2 separate regions of the Homo sapiens genome follow, and region 1 is linked to region 2. Evidence: chromatin loops called from intact Hi-C (ENCODE). Cell type or tissue: PC-3. All regions are shown on one strand. Each heading gives the region's core, and the rest is flanking DNA. Links, peaks and the distances in the headings are about the cores only. Region 1 has its middle 14 kb from the start of CAMTA1-DT. Region 2 has its middle 4.8 kb from the start of LINC01672.

Evidence for each region. A loop is a pair of places that touch in the nucleus more often than their neighbours do. Peaks named below come from ENCODE experiments on the same cell type or tissue, not always from the same donor. Only the 100,000 strongest peaks of a DNase experiment are listed, where the experiment ranks them.
Region 1: a loop joins it to region 2, with 9 times the contacts of the local background. A loop is called at or near these places in 37 of 110 quality-filtered maps.

Annotation. Positions count from the first base shown.
Region 1 is chr1:6,767,151-6,775,667 of GRCh38, reverse strand. No RefSeq gene overlaps it. Among named protein-coding and RNA genes, the nearest start is that of CAMTA1-DT, 14 kb to the left of the region's middle. In PC-3, for the core only: no CTCF peak of the experiment used is centred there; a DNase peak (open chromatin) is centred at 4,727; H3K4me3 peaks cover 334 bases.
Region 2 is chr1:6,715,649-6,724,165 of GRCh38, reverse strand. No RefSeq gene overlaps it. Among named protein-coding and RNA genes, the nearest start is that of LINC01672, 4.8 kb to the left of the region's middle. In PC-3, for the core only: a CTCF peak has its summit at 4,000 (motif pointing left); a DNase peak (open chromatin) is centred at 3,975; H3K27me3 peaks cover 1,512 bases.

The DNA.
Region 1 (8,517 bases), core at 326-8,325, 51 kb before region 2:
TGGGATTTGGGCCTGAACAATTGAGTTAATGGTGTTGCATTTAAAGACTCGGGGAGGAACAGAGTTAGGAGTGGGTGGGAATCCACATTTCCACTTGGGACATTCTAATGCTGAAATGCCTATTAGATATCCAAGTGGAGAAATCAAGAAGGCATTTGAATATATGCATCTGACGTACATATTCCCCTGAGAGACGCTGTGGCTAGACATACAAATTTGGGAGTAATCAGCATTCAGTGGAATCTAAAACCATGAGACTAGGCTGGGCACGGTGACTCATGCCTGTAATCCCAGCAATTTGGGAGGTGGAGGCCAGCGGATCACTTGAGGTCGGGAGTTCGAGACCAGCCTGGCCAACATGGCGAAACCCCTTCTCTACTAAAAATATAAAAATTAGCCAGGCATGGTGGCACGTGCCTGTAATCCCAGCTACTTGGGAGACTGAGGCACGAGAATCACTTGAACCCGGGAGGTGGAGGTTGCAGTGAGCTGAGATCGCGCCACTGCACTCTAGCCTGGGTGACAGATCAAGACTCCATCTCAAAAATAAATAAATAAATAAAACCATGAGACTAGATAAGATTTCCTAGGGGAGGGAGTATAATTCAATTTTACATTATCATAAAGTTTTTTGTTGTTTTTTTTTTTTTTGAGATGGAGTCTCGCTCTGTCACCCAGGCTGCAGTGCAGTGGCCCGATCTCAGCTCACTACAACCTCCGCCTCCCAGGCTCAAGCGATTCTTCGGCCTCAGCCTCCCAAGTAGCTGGGACTGCAGGCGCATGCCACCATGCCTGACTAATTTTTGTATTTTTAGTAGAGACGGGGTTTCACCATGTTGGCCAGGCTGGTCTCGAACTCCTGACCTCGTGAACCGCCTGCCTCAGCCTCCCAAGTGCTGGGATTACAGGCATGAGCCACCATGCCCGGCCTACCTCATCATAATTTTTAAGGAGATAAAAATCATGAGTCTCATACAAACATAAAGTGAGTACATGTAAGGAATTATCTCCAAAAAAAACAAAAAACAAAAACAAAAAAACTATCTTCAGTTATTTAATTAATGAGGAAACCAGTAAGATGTTAAAACTGAGTCAAATGAGAATTTGAAGAACAAAGGTATATTAAAGATAAACAAGAAAGTGTGCTAAAAGATGCAAAATTGATTCATATCCTATAATGCAATACAGTTTCATTCTGGGAGTATCTTTTTCTACAGGACAAAAATAGTTGCATCTATGGGCAAGAGTTGTCTGCACTGATCTCTGTTTTCCATTTCCACCTAGTCTATAGAAAGGCAATTTAAGGTGCTCACCCTTGTAGAATCAGATCCTCCCTGGAGGATCCTCTCGGCACTTCGCTGAAAGGTCACCCAGTAATCTCCCGTTCATTCCTAACCCTTGGACAACTTTTTCTGACATTGTCATTCAACATTATTGAGCACCTACGCAGTGACAGGCACCATCTGTGCTGTTAACGTATGAACAAAACACAGTTTCCTTCCCTCCTGGCGCTTACATTCTAGTGGGGAGAAATAAATATAATAAACAGGTTCTGTAGTATGTAAGAAGGCCATAGGTAGAATGGAAAAAATAAAAGTAGATAATTAGCAGGTTAAAAGGACCAGGAGTGCCAGAGTTGGGGAGGTGCGATTTTATTTTATTTTTTGAGACAGTGTGTTGCTCTGTCACCCAGGCTGGAGTGCAGTGGCACAACCACAGCTCACTGCAACCTCTGCATCCCTGGACTCAGATGATCCTCCCACCTCAGACTCCCAAGTGGCTGGGACTACAGGCGTGCACCACCACACTTGGCATACTTTTGTATTTTTTGTAAAGACAGGATTTTGCCATGTTGCTCAGGCTGATCTCGAACTCCTGGCCTCAAGCCATCCACCCACCTTGGGCTCCCAAAGTGCTGGGATTACAGGCGTGAGCCACCTCACCCAGCCTGGGAGGTGCAATTTTAAATAGGAATAGTCAGTATAAATGTCATCAAGAAATTGACATTTGAGGCCAGGCATGGTGGTTCATGCCTGTAACCCCAATGCTTTGTGAGGCTGATGGGGGAAGACCATTTGAGCCCAGGAGTTCAAGGGTATAGTGAGCTATGATTATGCCACTGCACTCTAGCCTGGCAACAGAGTGGGACCCTGTCTCAAAAAAAAAAAAAAAAACCCAAAAATGACGGGGCAGGGCTAGGCCCAGTAGTTCATGCCGTAATCCCAGCACTTTGGGGCCGAGGCAGAATAATCACTTGAGGCCATGAGTTCTAGATCAGTCTGGGCAACACAGCAAGATGTCACTACAAAAGAATATAAAAGATTAGCAAGGTGTGGTGGTGCGCACCTGTAGTCCCAGCTACTCAGGAAGCAAAGGCAGAAGGATCACTTGAAGCCAGGAGTTCGAGGGTGCAGTAAGCTATGATTGCGCCACTGCACTTCAGCCTGGGTGACAAAGCAAGACCCTGTCTCAAAAAAAAAAAAGAAGAAGAAGAAGAAAGAAATTGACATTTGAGCAGGCTGGAAGAAGGTGAAGGAGTTAGCCACGTGTATGGCACAATCTCAGCTCACTGTAACCTCTGCCTCCCAGGTTCAAGTGATCCTAGTGCGTCAGCCTCCAGAATAGCTGGGATTACAGGCACCCGCCACCACACTGGCTACTTTTTGTATTTTAGTGGAGACGGAGTTTCACCATGTTGGCCAGGCTGGTCTCGAACTCCTGACCTTAGGTGATCCACCCGCCTCAGCCTCCCAAAGTGCTGGGATTATAGGCGTGAGCCACTGCACCCAGCAAGATTTTAGAATTTTTAAAAGAGGGTTAATTTTTTGTAATTGATAAAGGGAAAAAATGTAAACAGAAAAATCTATATCATAGATTGAGTCAAAACCATCTGTTTTCCTGCCTATGACGTGTTCTTTCAAGTTCTAGGCATACTGGGATGCTGTGGGCATGAGATAAATGTTAAACCAGAAGAATGATTTTAACAATACTGATCTTTTTACCCTTTTGGAATGGAAATTGGCTCCTTTTTGATGGGAGGAGACGCCCATCTGCCTCGCTTTTCCACCCACAAAGAATCAGGCTGCCTATGTGACAATACTTAAAAGAAAAATTAAAATTTTAGTAGTAAATAGCAATTCAAAAATAGTTTTCTTGAAAGAGAATTTCCTAGCTGATGAAAGTGCTGCTCTTGAGTAGACCTGGAACTCCTGATTTCTAAAACTCTGCTGTAGTAAATGTATGAAAATGTAGTTTTGTTTCCCTGCTCTCTATCTGGAAGGGCAAAGGGGGTGCTGGGATTATTTCCATGTTAATTCAAGCAGCTGTGTAAAGCACAGCCTTAAGACTTGTGCAAAGATTCTCAAAGCACAATTTTCTTCAGTGACAAAAGATGTCTTTCTTTTTCCTCTTGTCAAACACAATCACTCCCAGATAAAGTCAATTTGCTCTTTTGCCTTCGAGTTGGGCTATTTCCTTTTGCCAGCTGACTAATGTTTTCTAGGGCAGGTTGGAATTAATCATTCAGCACCCTGAGATTTTTCAGGCCAGCCAGGGCTGAGGATTAGAAACAATAAAATTCACAGTTCGCCCTCTAACAAAAGGATCTCACACTTGGCCAGAAGTGGATCGTAGGCCTCCTTGGAAGGAACAGTACGGGAAATTTTACCAAATAGCCCAATCTTCATTCTCCAGATGTGCCAAATCTTGTTTACTTGTCACCTTCACCAGGCGTCTTGTGCTAATTTATTCCAGAAGTGGTGTGTGTTTCTCCCTTCCCCACGAGGTCTCACCATCAAGGCTGAGCACAATTCATTGTCTTATTTCTGAACCCTCTTGGGCCTCCTGGGAGCTTCACTGAAAAACGTCAAGCCCTCCCAAGCATATTTTCATTGCACCGGCTCAAAGCTCAGTGTTGATTCTCCATCCAGCCTCTTCAAGTGACCTGAAACGCCATGTTCTTTCCACCAGGGTGGTGCCTTAATTGGCCACTTTTGCAGAGCTGAGGTCGGTCTGCCTGTGCTCCAAAAAAAAAAAAACAGGTCACCTGCCCCTTTACGTCTGGAGCTTCAAGATCACAAGGCAGAATGTGGTCCCCGGCGCACACCCAGGAGCAGCAGGCTGGGACCAGCCAGTGCTTTTAGACGGGCCAGCCTGGGTGCTAGAACAGATGTCAAGGGATATTTGCTGCAAAGAGGCTCCAGAAATAACGTAAAATTGTTCTGTCCTTTTAAAAATGGAAAATGCCTTGGCAGGGTGATATATTATTTGCCTGGCTGCATTTTCTCTCTGTCTCAGTCAAGGCATGAAAAGTACTGGCACTTCTGCCTTTTCAAGCAGAGCTTGGTGTAACTGGACCACATCTAATGCCTGTACGATGCAAATGAAGATGGAAACTGTTGTTTCCTTTGATGTGTGTGACTAAATGCTCAAAGGGGATATTTTCTTTTCGAGCCTCCAGTGCATAGAGCCTCTTTAAAAATACCTGTTGGCTCCGTCTCCCCCTTGGCAACTGAAGCAATTCCTGCACTGGAGACAGCGGTTGGGTACAGTCATGATGAATGTCTTTCTCTGGGAAGAATACCCTTTCCGTGTTTGCAATGATTGTTAAAGTTCTGGAGGGAATTAAGAAGCGCGAAAGGCACGTTAATGATGGGTATCTGCAATGAGCCACTCAGACTTGCCTGAAAAAGTCCAGAGAGCACATTCTGAGAGCAAACTCAGGGAGGCGGATGAGTCACAGCTGGGATCCACAGCGGCTCCAGTACTCTCTGCAACCCAGTAGCCTAGAGGGCCTGGGAAGCCGCCGCCCAACACCCCCCAGGCATTGACCACTCAGCCTTACCCCTCATCCTCCCTGCCAAGAGGCAAAACAGTGCTAACAGCACTAGGAGAATCCGAGCTCTTCTCTGAATCTGGGTGGTCTCCGGAAGTACACATCCTAGGAAAGGAATAGTTCTGAGCGCTGTCAGAGCCCTGAGCCTCCAAACTGGCTATGCCAGGCACCTGGAACCACTTGCATACCTAGGGAAGCCTGATATGAACCCACCTCTGCCACTTTTTCTTGAATATCTTATCAAGCAAGGCAATCTACAAGAGAAGCTTGTGTTTAAAAGCAAGAACACAAAAGCAAAAAACCATTTGGAACCACCTGTAAGTCATGATTTGGATCATTAATTCATTTTATCTTTTTTTAAATTTATTTTTAGAGACAGGAGCTCACTCTGTCACCCAGGCTGGAGTGCAGTGGCGCAATCGCAGTTCACTGAAGCCTCAATCTCTGGGCACAAGTGATCCTCCAGCCTCAGCCTCCCGAGCAGCTGGGACTACAGGCGTGAGCCACTGCACCCAGCCAGTCCATTAATTTATTATTATTATTATTATTTTTTTGAGACAGAGTCTTGCTCTGTCGCCCAGGGTGGAGTGCAGTGGTGCGATCTCAGCTCACTGCAACCTCCGCCTCCCGGGTTCAAGCAATTCTCTTGCCTCAGCCTCCTGAGTAGCTGTGATTACGGGCACACCACCACTCACCATGCCTGGCTAATTTTTTTTTTTTTTTTTTTTTTTTTTTTTTTTGAGATGGAGTCTCACTCTGTCGCCCAGGCTGGAGTGCAGTGGCGCCATCTTGGCTCACTGCAAGCTCCACCTCCCAGGTTCACGCCATTCTCCTGCCTCAGCCTCCCGAGTAGCTGGGACTACAGGCGCCCGCCACCACGCCCGGCTAATTTTTTAATATTTTTAGTAGAGACAGGGTTTCACCTTGTGTTAGCCAGGATGGTCTTGATCTCCTGACCTCGTGATCCGCCCGCCTCGGCCTCCCAAAGTGCTGGGATTACAGGCATGAGCCACCGCGCCCGGCCATTTTTGTATATTTAGTAGAGATGGGGTTTCGCCATGTTGGCCAGGCTGGTCTCAAACTCCTGACCTCACGTGATCCACCTGCCTCAGCCTCCCAAAGTGCTGGGATTACAGGCATGAGCCATGGTGCCCACCCCCCATTAATTAATTTTTAATGTACCTTTTTTCTTTTTTTTGCCTGATAAATGTTTACCATATCTTACTTGGGGAGGACACTGAGGAGCCAGTCACTTTGGAGGTGGGATATTAGACAGTAGCTCCATGATGTGACTTTGTCACAGTCAATGTTGTGTGCCTAGTGCTTAGATAGGACAGGCACATGACAGTGTGCAATAAATACTGAATGAACGAATGAATGAATGCCCAGTCCAGCCCTGTCCAAAGGAACCAGAGTGCTCTGGGAGTAGGACATTCACACAGAAGATAAAGGGACCAGGAGCAGTGGCTTATACATGTAATTCCAGCACTTTGGGAGGCCGAGGCAGGCGGATGGCTTGAGCCCAGGAGTTCAAGACTGCAGTAAGCTATGATCGCGCCACTGCACTCCAGCCTGGACGACACAGCAAGACTCTGTCTCAAAAAAATTTTTAAAAATTTAAAATTTAAAATAAATAGATAAAGAATTAAAAGTACCCCTTGGATGGATATTGTATGAGTTTGCACTGGCTGCCATGACAAAATATCACAGACTAGGGAGCTTCAACAACATGAATTTATTTTCTCACAGCCCTGGAGGCTGATAGTCTAAGATCAAGGTGCTGGCAAGTTTAGTTCTTATTTGTTGTTGCTGTTTTTTTTTTTAATTTTTAATTTTTTTTGAGATGGAGTTTCGCTCTTGTCACCCAGGCTGGTGTGCGGCGGCATGATATAGGCTCACTGCAGCCTCTGCCTCCCAGGCTCAAGCGATTCGCGTGGCCTCAGCCTCCTGAGTAGCTGGGGTTATAGGCACATGCCATCATGCGCGGCTAATTTTGTATTTTTAGTAGAGACGGGTTTCACCATGTTGGCCAGGCTGGTCTTGAACTCCTGACCTCAAGTGATCTGCCCACCTCGGCCTCCCAAAGTGCTGGGATGACAGGTGTGAGCCACCGCGCCCGGCTGCAAGTTTGGTTTTTAAAACAAAAGAGTACCAATTCCATTTCCTGCCACACCCATGAAGGTTACACACCCATGAAGGTTCTGACCATCAGCGAAATATTTAATGCAAGTATCTCTTCCATGTAAACCCTGCTGCAGTTAGTCCTTCAAGCTCCTGCATTTCTGTCTTCTTTAGTTTGCATGTATGGGCACGGCATTTATGAGTCTGTATCCTGAGAGGCAGTGTGACCAATTATCAGGACAGAGCAGCAGTGCTGTGTGTCCTCCTGGCTGCATCTTCACAAGCTGTGGCACCCGGGGCAGGGCACTCAGCATTGCTGATCACCAGGTTCTTCATCTTTAGAAGGGGCTGATGATTCCTATCCTGCCTTCCTCACCGTATCACTGGAATAATCTCATCAGTTCACGTGTCTGTCCTTCTTAAATCAGGGTGCACGTGCCTGCAGAGGGGTGTAAGCCTCAGGATAAACAAGGTGCACCTGCCTAGAGCATCTGTTTTAAACTATGATTTTTATATTAAAATAAGCACAAATGCATTGGGAAGCGGAATAGAAAGTTGGCATGAAATGCAAATAAAATTGAAGATTTCAAATTAATGTCCTTGCTGCAATCTGTGTGCTTCTCTCATTCCAGGTGCTTTGATAGGAAAGTTGGAGCAGTGCTGGTTATCTATGAAGACACATGAGGCTGCCCTCCATGTGCTCATGGAACAATTGCCAGGATCTAGCACAAAGTGGAAAAAAAAAAAAAAAAAAAAAAATCCAAGCACAAAACCAGGTGTTACCATTTGTTTTAGAAAAAAGCAGGGGAGGGGAGATATTTATAAATGCTTGTGAGTGCAGAGCATACCCTGGGCTGATACATAAGAAACCACAGGCCGAGTGCTATAGCTCACACAAGTAGTTTTAGCACTTTGGGATACCAAGGCAGGAGGATTACCTGAGCCCAGGAGTTTGAGAACAGCCTGGACAACATAGCGAAACCCCGTCTCTACAAAAAAAAAAAAAAAAAAAAGAATTATTAGCCAGGTGTGATGGTTTGCACCTGTAATCCTAACTACTCAGGAGGCTGAGATGGGAGAATCCCTTGAGCCCAGGAGTTTGAGGCTACAGAGAGCTGTGATCATGCCACTGCCCTCTAACATAGGTGACAGAGCAAGAACTTTTCTCAAAAAAAAAAAAAAGAAAAGAAACTGTTAAAGGAATAGTACGAATATATAGTACGAATAATAGGATGAAATGCACGTTAAAGGAGTTGTGTCTGAATTAAAGACCTGGGGGACAAGGAGACAGACACCAGATGGGAAGGAGGCATCTCACCACCAACCCTTCTGTACTATTTATTTTAACATGCATGAACTACGTATTTGTTAAATCTATCATTTTTAAAAGCAGTAGTTCTGCTTTTAGAATTAGTTATCATTGGCCGGGTACGGTGGCTCACATCTGTAATCCCAGCACTTTGGGAGGCCGAGGCAGGCAGATCACCTGAGTTCAAGACCAGCCTGGCCAACATAGTGAAACCCCTTCTCTACTAAAAATACAAAACAATTAGCCAGGTGTG
Region 2 (8,517 bases), core at 188-8,187:
CTCCCAACCATGCTTCCTGTACAGCCTGTGGAACCGTGAGCCAATTTAACCTCTTTTCTTTATAAATGACCCAGTCTCAGGTAGTTCTTTATAGCAATGCAAGAACAGACGAATACAGAGCCATGCCCAGAGCTATTGTTAGGGAGAATGACTCTCTCCGGATGCCCTAGGATGGATGTTTGTGGCCCACTCCTACCAGAGTTGATTCTGACGATCTAGCTGGCTGAGTAACCCTTCCAAAAACTGCTTTACCCTTATGTTTTCTTTTCTCAAGAAAAAAAGTGTTGTTCAACCAAGGGGAAAGCACTCTCTGTTGTAACCCAAGCATGCAGAGGCATGGGGTGGAGGAGCAGACGTCACCTAGAGTATTAGTTTCCTGAGCCTGCTGTAATAAACTTGGTAGCCTAAAACAATAGAAATTTATTTTCTTACCGCTCTGGAGGTCAGAAGTCCAAAATCTGGGTGTCAGTAGATCCACGCTCCCTTTGAAGACTGTAGGACAGACTCCTTCCTTGCTTCTTCTGGTATCGGTGACTTGTTGGCCTGTGGTTGCTTCACTCCAATCTCTGCCTCTGTCTTCTCATGGCCGTCTCCCCTGTGTCTGTGTCTCAAATCTGCCTCTACCTTTTTCTCATAAGGACACCTGTCAGTGGAGCTAGAGTCCATCCTCAATCCAGAATGATATCAAGATCCTTCATTACATCTGCAAAGACCCATTCTCGAAATACGGTCCCTTTCTCATGTTCTGGGGGTTAGGACTTGGACATCACTTTTGGGAGCCACGATTCAACCCACTATACCCATATAACAGGAGACTTTGCCGTGGCAACTATAAAAATTCACATTCCATTTTGGGAGGCTGAGGTGGCAGATCACGAGGTCAGGAGACCTTCCTGGCTAACACGGTGAAACCCTGTCTCTACTAAAAATACAAAAAAAATTAGCCGGGCGTGGTGGCACACGCCTGTAATCCCAGCTACTCAGGAGGCTGAGGCAGGAGAATTGCTTGAACCCAGGAGGCGGAGGTTGCAGTGAGCCAAGATCGTGCCACTGCACTCCAGCCTGGGCGACAGAGCAAGATTCTGTCTCAAAAAAAAAAAAAAAAAAAAAAAAATTCACATTCTGAGCACCAAATGGGAAACCCCGTAGGTCTTGAAGCTTTGGCCAATTTCGGAAAAATTGCATGAGCAGTTCCTACCACTCCAAGACCTGGGCACGGCAGGGAATCTGGGGCGTTGCCATGGTGATTCTAAACCTTGAAACTTTTGTCTTTTCATATTGTTTGCAAGGAACTAGTTACTCAAACCTCATATGAAATGCAGGAATCCAACAGATAGGCTGTTTCTAGAGTAAGCTCATTGCTTGGAGTGAGAACTCCCCTCTGCCTTCATTGAAGAAACAGCACCTGTGACGTTCTTGGGATTCTCCCCAATGACCACCATACTAGGCTTAGCAACAACCTTAAACTTTCAATATAATCAGACATACCTGAGAGTGAGGAGGACAGACGAGGTAGAAGAGAAATGCTCCAACACAGCCCTCCACCACTCCTATTCAGAAGAAATTTTGAAAATGCTTGAAGGAGGCCAGGCACAATGGCTCATGCCTATAAGTCCCAGCATTTATAGAGGCTGAGGCAGGTGGATTACTTGAGCTCAGAAGTTCGAGGTCAGCCTGGACAACATGGTGAGAACCCGTCTCTATAATTAAAAAAAAAAAAGAGGCCGGGCACTGTGGCTCAAGCCTGTAATCCCAGCACTTCGGGAGGCCAAGGCAGGTGGATCACCTGAGGTCAGGAGTTCGAAACCAGCCTGGCCAACATGACAAAACCCCATCTCTATTAAAAATACAAAAATTATCTGGGTGTTGTGGTGTGTGCCTGTAATCCCAGCTACACAGGAGACTGAGGCAGGAGAATTGCTTGAACCCAGGAGGCAGAGGTTGCAGTGAGCCAAGATCGTGCCACTGCACTCCAGCCTGGGCCACAGAGCGAGACTCCGTCTCAAAAAATAAATAAATAAATAATAAAAATAAATTTTAAAAAAGAAAGAAAATGCTTGAGGCTGGGTGTGGTGGCTCACACCTGTAATCCCAGTAACATGGGAGGCCCGAGGTGGGAGAGGATCACTTAAGGCCAGGAGTTCAAGACCAGCTGCAGCAACCTAGTGAGACCTCATCTTTATTTAAAAATTAAAAAATTTAAAAACAAAACTCTTGACTCTACTAAGATACTGTTGGTAACACGGACAGTGAGTGAAAAGCCTCTGTATGAACAGCTTATCATGATTGGCATGACTCTGCCACCCACATCTGTATTTATAAGCAGCTACAGAGGGCCAGGTGGCAGGTGAAAGCTTGTTTCTCCAGGAAACAACAAACTCAGAGAAGCCGTGGCTTTTGTTGAATCTTCCTGGAACTGTCATGCAGGAAAGCCTGGGAAAGGGAAGATTTGGGTAAGTTCATCAGAGTTTCAGTCTGGACAGGATTTTGGCTGCAGATTCTCTTGGTAATTTCCTTTTACATGAGGTAAAAACGTGAGTGACTTTCCTCATGTTAATACATCCATCACCTTCTAGATCCAGCATCCTGCTTCCAGTAGCGTGCTGGGGCCTCCTGTAGCATGCTGGGGCCTGAACACATGGTCTGACTTCGCAGTCATGGCACTGAACCCCTGAGAACCTACCAAAAAGGAGGGTGCAGAGGAAAACCCTCTCCTTGATGGTGTCCCGCATGGCAGAAACAGGCTTTGCTCCTGGAATACTTTCAGGCCCAGGATCATCTTCACAATGAAAAACCAAGACTAGGCCCGGGCGTGGTGGCCCATGCCTGTAATCCCAGCAATTTGGGTGGCCAAGGCAGGCGGATGGCTTGAGCCTAGGAGTTTGAGACCAGCCTGGCCAACATAGCAAGACCTTGTCTCCACACAAAATGCAAAAATTAGCCAGGCGTGGAGGCATGTGCCTGTAGTCCCAGCTACTCAGGAGGCTGAGATGGGAGGATTGCTTGAGCCCAGGAGGTGGAGGCTACAGTGAGCCAAGATCACACCATTGCACTCCAGCCTGACAGAGTGACAGAGACACTGTCTCAAAATAAAAAAATACAAAAAGATAAACCAGGACTGGGAAAACAGAACTAAGGTGGTATGCCCACTTATTGTGAGCCTTCTGGAAGGAGGTCGTGCACTTTTGAAAAGAACCAGAGAGGCCAGGCGTGGTGGCTCATGCCTGTAATCCCAGCACTTTGGGAGGCTGAGGCGGACAGATCACCTGAGGTCAGGAGTTCAAGACCAGCCTGGCTAACATGGTGAAACCCTGTTTCTACTTTAAAAAAAAAAATACAAAAAACATAGCCAGGGCCGGGCACGGTGGCTCACGCCTGTAATCCCAGTACTTTGGGAGGCTGAAGCAGGTGGATCACAAGGTCAGGAGTTCAAGACCAGCCTGGCCAACATAGTGAAACCCCGTCTCTACTGAAAATACATAAAATTAGCCAGGCGTGGTGGCGGGCACCTGTGATCCCAGCTACTCGAGAGGCTGAGGCAGAAGAATCGCTTGAACCCGGGAGGCAGAGGTTGCAGCGAGCCAAGATCACGCCATTGCACTCCAGCCCGGATGACAGTGTGAGACTCTGTCTCAAAAAAAAATTAGCCAGACGCGGTGGTGCACGCCTGTAATCCCAGCGACTAGGGAGGCTGAGGCTGGAGAATTGCTTGAACCCGGGAGGCGGAGGTTGCAGTGAGCCAAGATTGCGCCATTGCACTCTAGCTTGGGCAACAAAAGCAAAATTCTGTCTCAAAAAAAAAAAAAAAAAAAAATGAAAAGAAAAAGAGAAAAGAACCAGAGAATCAAACACATTGTCCACAAAACAGCCCTGCTTCTGCACAAGCAGGTGATGGGGGCGCCATTTTCCTGAAACATCCCCCTTCCTATTCTAAACCTTCAAGTGCAGTCTCTTTGTACGCTTCTGTTCATTGGGACCACAAGTCTGCCCTCTGCTGGTTAAGGGACATGCAAGCATTATTACAACTGGGAAGGGGACCAGTGCTGTGGCCCCTTAACCGACATTTTTCCCAGAGGGGCAGTGATGTAGGCAGTAATGTACTTACCTCCTAACTCATAGAGACTTTATCTTAAGAGTCAGAGCTGTTGAGTGGCCGATAAAACATTCTCTACCTTCATGGGTCACAGATAACATCTACACGCCGCATATCCCAGGGAATTCTAAAATCAAGCTGGTGTTATCACACCTATGGCTAAAAGTCCTCTGAAACATCATCATATAAGTTAATCTCAAAGAGAAAACATAAATAAACCAAGGAAACATAAAAACAGTCATTGAAAGATACAAACCTGAGTCTGAATCCTGGTCTTTCTATTTACTAGCTCCGTGAGCTGGAACGAGTACTCAACCTCTTTTTTTTTTTTTTTTTTTTTTTTTTTTGAGACACGGTCTGAACTCTGCTTCCTAGGCTGGAGTGCAGTGGGGCGATCTCAGCTTACTGCAACCTCCGCCTCCTGAGCTCAAGGGATCCTCCCATCTCAGCCTCCCAAGTAGCTGAGACTACACACAAGCACCACCACGCCTGGCTAAGTTTGTATTTTTTGTAGAGACGGGGTTTTGCCATGTTTCCCAGACTTGTCTCAAACTCCTGGGCTTGAGCGATCTGTCCATCTCAGCCTCCGAAAGTGCTGGGATTACAGGCATAAGCCACTTCGCACTGTTATTCAACTTCTCTAAACCCCAGTTTCCTCAACTGTAAAATGAGGCTGTCTATAATTACATCAGATAATTGTTGAAAAGATTAAATGAGATCATTAATCAGGTAGCACAGTGCAGTATCTGGCACATTGTAAGCATTCTTTAAATCAGGGGTGTCCCGTCTTTTGGCTTCCCTGGGCCACATTGTTAGGATTGTCTTGGGCCACACATAAAATATACTAAACACTAACAATAGCTGATGTGCTTCAGCAAAAAAAAAAAAAAGGCCAGGCACCGTAATTTACAGCTGTAATCCCAGCACTTTGGGAGGCCGAGGCAGGCAGATTACCTGAGGTCAGGAGTTCAAGACCAGCCTGGCCAAGATGGTGAAACCCCATCTCTACTAAAAATACAAAAATTAGCCGGGCGTGGTGGCACATGCCTGTAGTCCCAGCTATTCAGGAGGCTAAGGCAGGAGCATCACTTGAACCCAGGAGGCAGAGATTGCAGTGAGCCAAGATCATGCCACTGCACTCCAGCCTGGGCAACAGAGTGAGATTCCGTCAAAAAAAAAGCAAAGACATCTCATAATGTTTTAAGAAAGTTTACAAATTTGTGTTGGACCACATTCAAAATCGTCCTGGGCTGCATGCAACCCACGGGCCACGGGTTGGACAAGCTTGCTTTAAATGTTAGCTTAAATATTTTTCTCTTTCAATTCATTTTATTCTAGAAGCTAGAAATCTTTGCTCACAGTGGCGCAGTAGGAAAAGCCAGTGTTGGAGAAGAGAAGTGTGTATTGAGACCGACAGCTTCATCACCTGTGGTCCTCAACCAGGGGCAATTTTGTGTGCCCAGGGGGTTTTGGCAATGTCTGGAGACATTTTTTGGCTGCCACACCCGGGGACTGGTGCTGCTAGAATCTGATGAGTAGAAGCCAGGCATGCTGCTAAATAGCCTTCAATGCATAGATCAGTTCCTACAACAAGGACTTATCCAGCCCAAAATGTCAATAGTGCTGAGATTGGGAACCCTCTCCCGGCCTCACGAGAAGCGTCTTCAGCTTTAACACTGAAGACCTGAGTCCTTGGCCAGCCACTGTATACAATCAAAGCTGTGCTTCTCTAAAGTTGAAAACTCATTTAGTAATGCCAGCTGTGAGCACTGTGAACAGGTATGGCACTAAGCAATGGTGACTCTGCTGAGTTCCAGAACTTTCTATCTCTTACTAACCAGTAGCATTTCTGCTTACAGCTTGGCTTTCCAGATGACAATAAAAATAGAAGCAAAGTATCTGGATTAAAAAGCCACCCAAAGTCAAGGGGTCAAGGCTCCATATATATATATATTTTTTAATCATAATACACATAAAACTTACCATCTTAACCATTTTTAAGTGTACAGTTCAGTAACACTAAGTACATTCACATTGTTGTGAAATCAATATCCAGAACTCTCATCTTGCAAAACTGAAACCCTATACCCATTAGACAAGAACACCTCCATTTTCCACCCCAAGGACTCTCAATATTTTCATAAGATAAAATACTCACAGAAAAACAAATTGAAACAAAACAAAACACAAACCGACCAACAAAAACCCAGAAGGTTTTTTGTTTGTTTGTTTTTTTTTTTTTGAGACAGAGTCTTGTTTTGTCACCCAGGCTGGAGTGCAATGGTGCCACCACAGCCCACTGTAGCCTCAACCTCCAGGACTCAAGCGATCGTCTCACCTCAGCCTCCCAAGTAGCTGGGACTACAGGCATGTGCCACCACACCCGGCTAATTTTTAAACATTTTTTGTAGAGATGGGGTCTCACTATGTTACTCAGGCTGGTCTCAAATTCCTGGGCTCAAGCTTCCTGAGTAGCTGGGATTACAGGTGCCCGCCACCATGGCCGGCTAATTTTCATATTTTTAGTAGAGGCGAGGTTTCACTATGTTGGCCAGGCTGGTCTCGAACTCCTGACCTCATGTATTCCGCCCACCTCGGCCTCCCAAAGTGCTGGGATTACAGGCGTGAGCCACCACGCCCAGCCACAAAATATTTTTTAAAATTATCTGGGCATGGTAGTGCACGCCTGTAGTCCCAGCTACTTGAGAGGCTGAGGTGGGAGGATTGCTTGAGCCCAGGATTTGGAGGCTGCAGTTAGCTATGATCATGCCACTGCACTCCAGCCTGGGTGACAGAGCAAGACCCAGTCACTAAAAATAAAAATTAAAAAATAAATAAATAAAAGGGGCCCTGGAGAGGTACCTCAGCCCTTCTGCCATATGAGGAAACAGAAGACAGACGTAAACCAAAAAGCCAGCCCTCACCAGACACCACATCTGCCAGCGCCATGGTCTTGGAGTTGTCCAGCCTCCAGAACTGTGAGGAATAAATGTCTGTTGTTGAAGCCACCCAATCTATAGTCTTTGGTTATGGCAGCCCAAACGGACTAAGACACGAAGCTTACCAAATGGCAGAGCCATGTGCTTCCCGAGATCAGCGATGCTGAGGAGAAGGCTGATCTACCCCAGTTCAGGAAGAGGGACTTAGGGCTTTCCTTGGCAATGTTCTGCTCCTGGGGGGTCCTTGGTACTCAAATCTGAACTCTGTTCCTCTGCCTATCAGTGAATGAAAACATCTCCTGGCTTCTCCACTTCCATCATTTTTTTGTTTCCAGCTCTTTCTCTCCTCCCCGTTTTAGCATACAGTAGTCCCCTCTTATTCACAGGGGATATGTTCCAAGATCCCCAGCGGATGCCTGAAGCCTCAGATAGTACCCATCCCTATGTATATTGTTTTTTCCTACAGACTACATGCCTATGATAAAGTTTAATTTATATATTAGGCACAGTAAGCAATTAACAATAAGTAATAATAAATAGGACAATTATAACAATGTGCCAGCATCACTACTCTTGCAAGTTGGGGCCAATGTTAAGTACTACAAGGGTTTCTTGAACACAAACACGGTGATACCATGACAGTAGCTCTGACAACCAAGATGGCTAAGTGACTAACCAGCAGGTAGAGCCTGGATGCGCTGGACAAAGGGAGGATTCACGTTGCAGACGGGATCAAGCTTACAGCGAGAGATCTCATCACGCTGCCCAGAATGGTGCACAGCTTAAAACTCATGGATTATCCCCTCTCCCTCTCCCCACGGTCTCCCTCTCCCTCTCCCTCTCCCCACGGTCTCCCTCTCCCTCTCTTTCCACGGTCTCCCTCTGATGCTGAGCCGAAGCTGGATGGTACTGCTGCCATCTCGGCTCACTGCAACCTCCCTGCCTGATTCTCCTGCCTCAGCTTGCGGAGTGCCTGTGATTGCAGGCACGCGCCGCCACGCCTGACTGGTTTTCGTATTTTTTTGGTGGTGACGGGGATTCGCTGTGTTGGCCGGGCTGGTCTCCAGCTCCTAACCGCGAGTGATCCGCCAGCCTCGGCCTCCCGAGGTGCCAGGATTGCAGACGGAGTCTCGTTCACTCAATGCTCAATGGTGCCCAGGCTGGAGTGCAGTGGCGTGATCTCGGCCCGCTACAACCTCCACCTCCCAGCAGCCTGCCTTGGCCTCCCAAAGTGCCGAGATTGCAGCCTCTGCCCGGCCCCCACCCCGTCTGGGAAGTGAGGAGCGTCTCCGCCTGGCCGCCCATTGTCTGGGATGTGAGGAGCCCCTCTGCCTGGCTGCCCAGTCTGGAAAGTGAGGAGCGTCTCTGCCCGGCGGCCATCCCATCTAGGAAGTGAGGAGCGCCTCTTCCCGGCCGCCATCACATCTGGGAAGTGAGGAGCGTCTCTGCCCGGCCGCCCATCGTCTGAGATGTGGGGAGCACCTC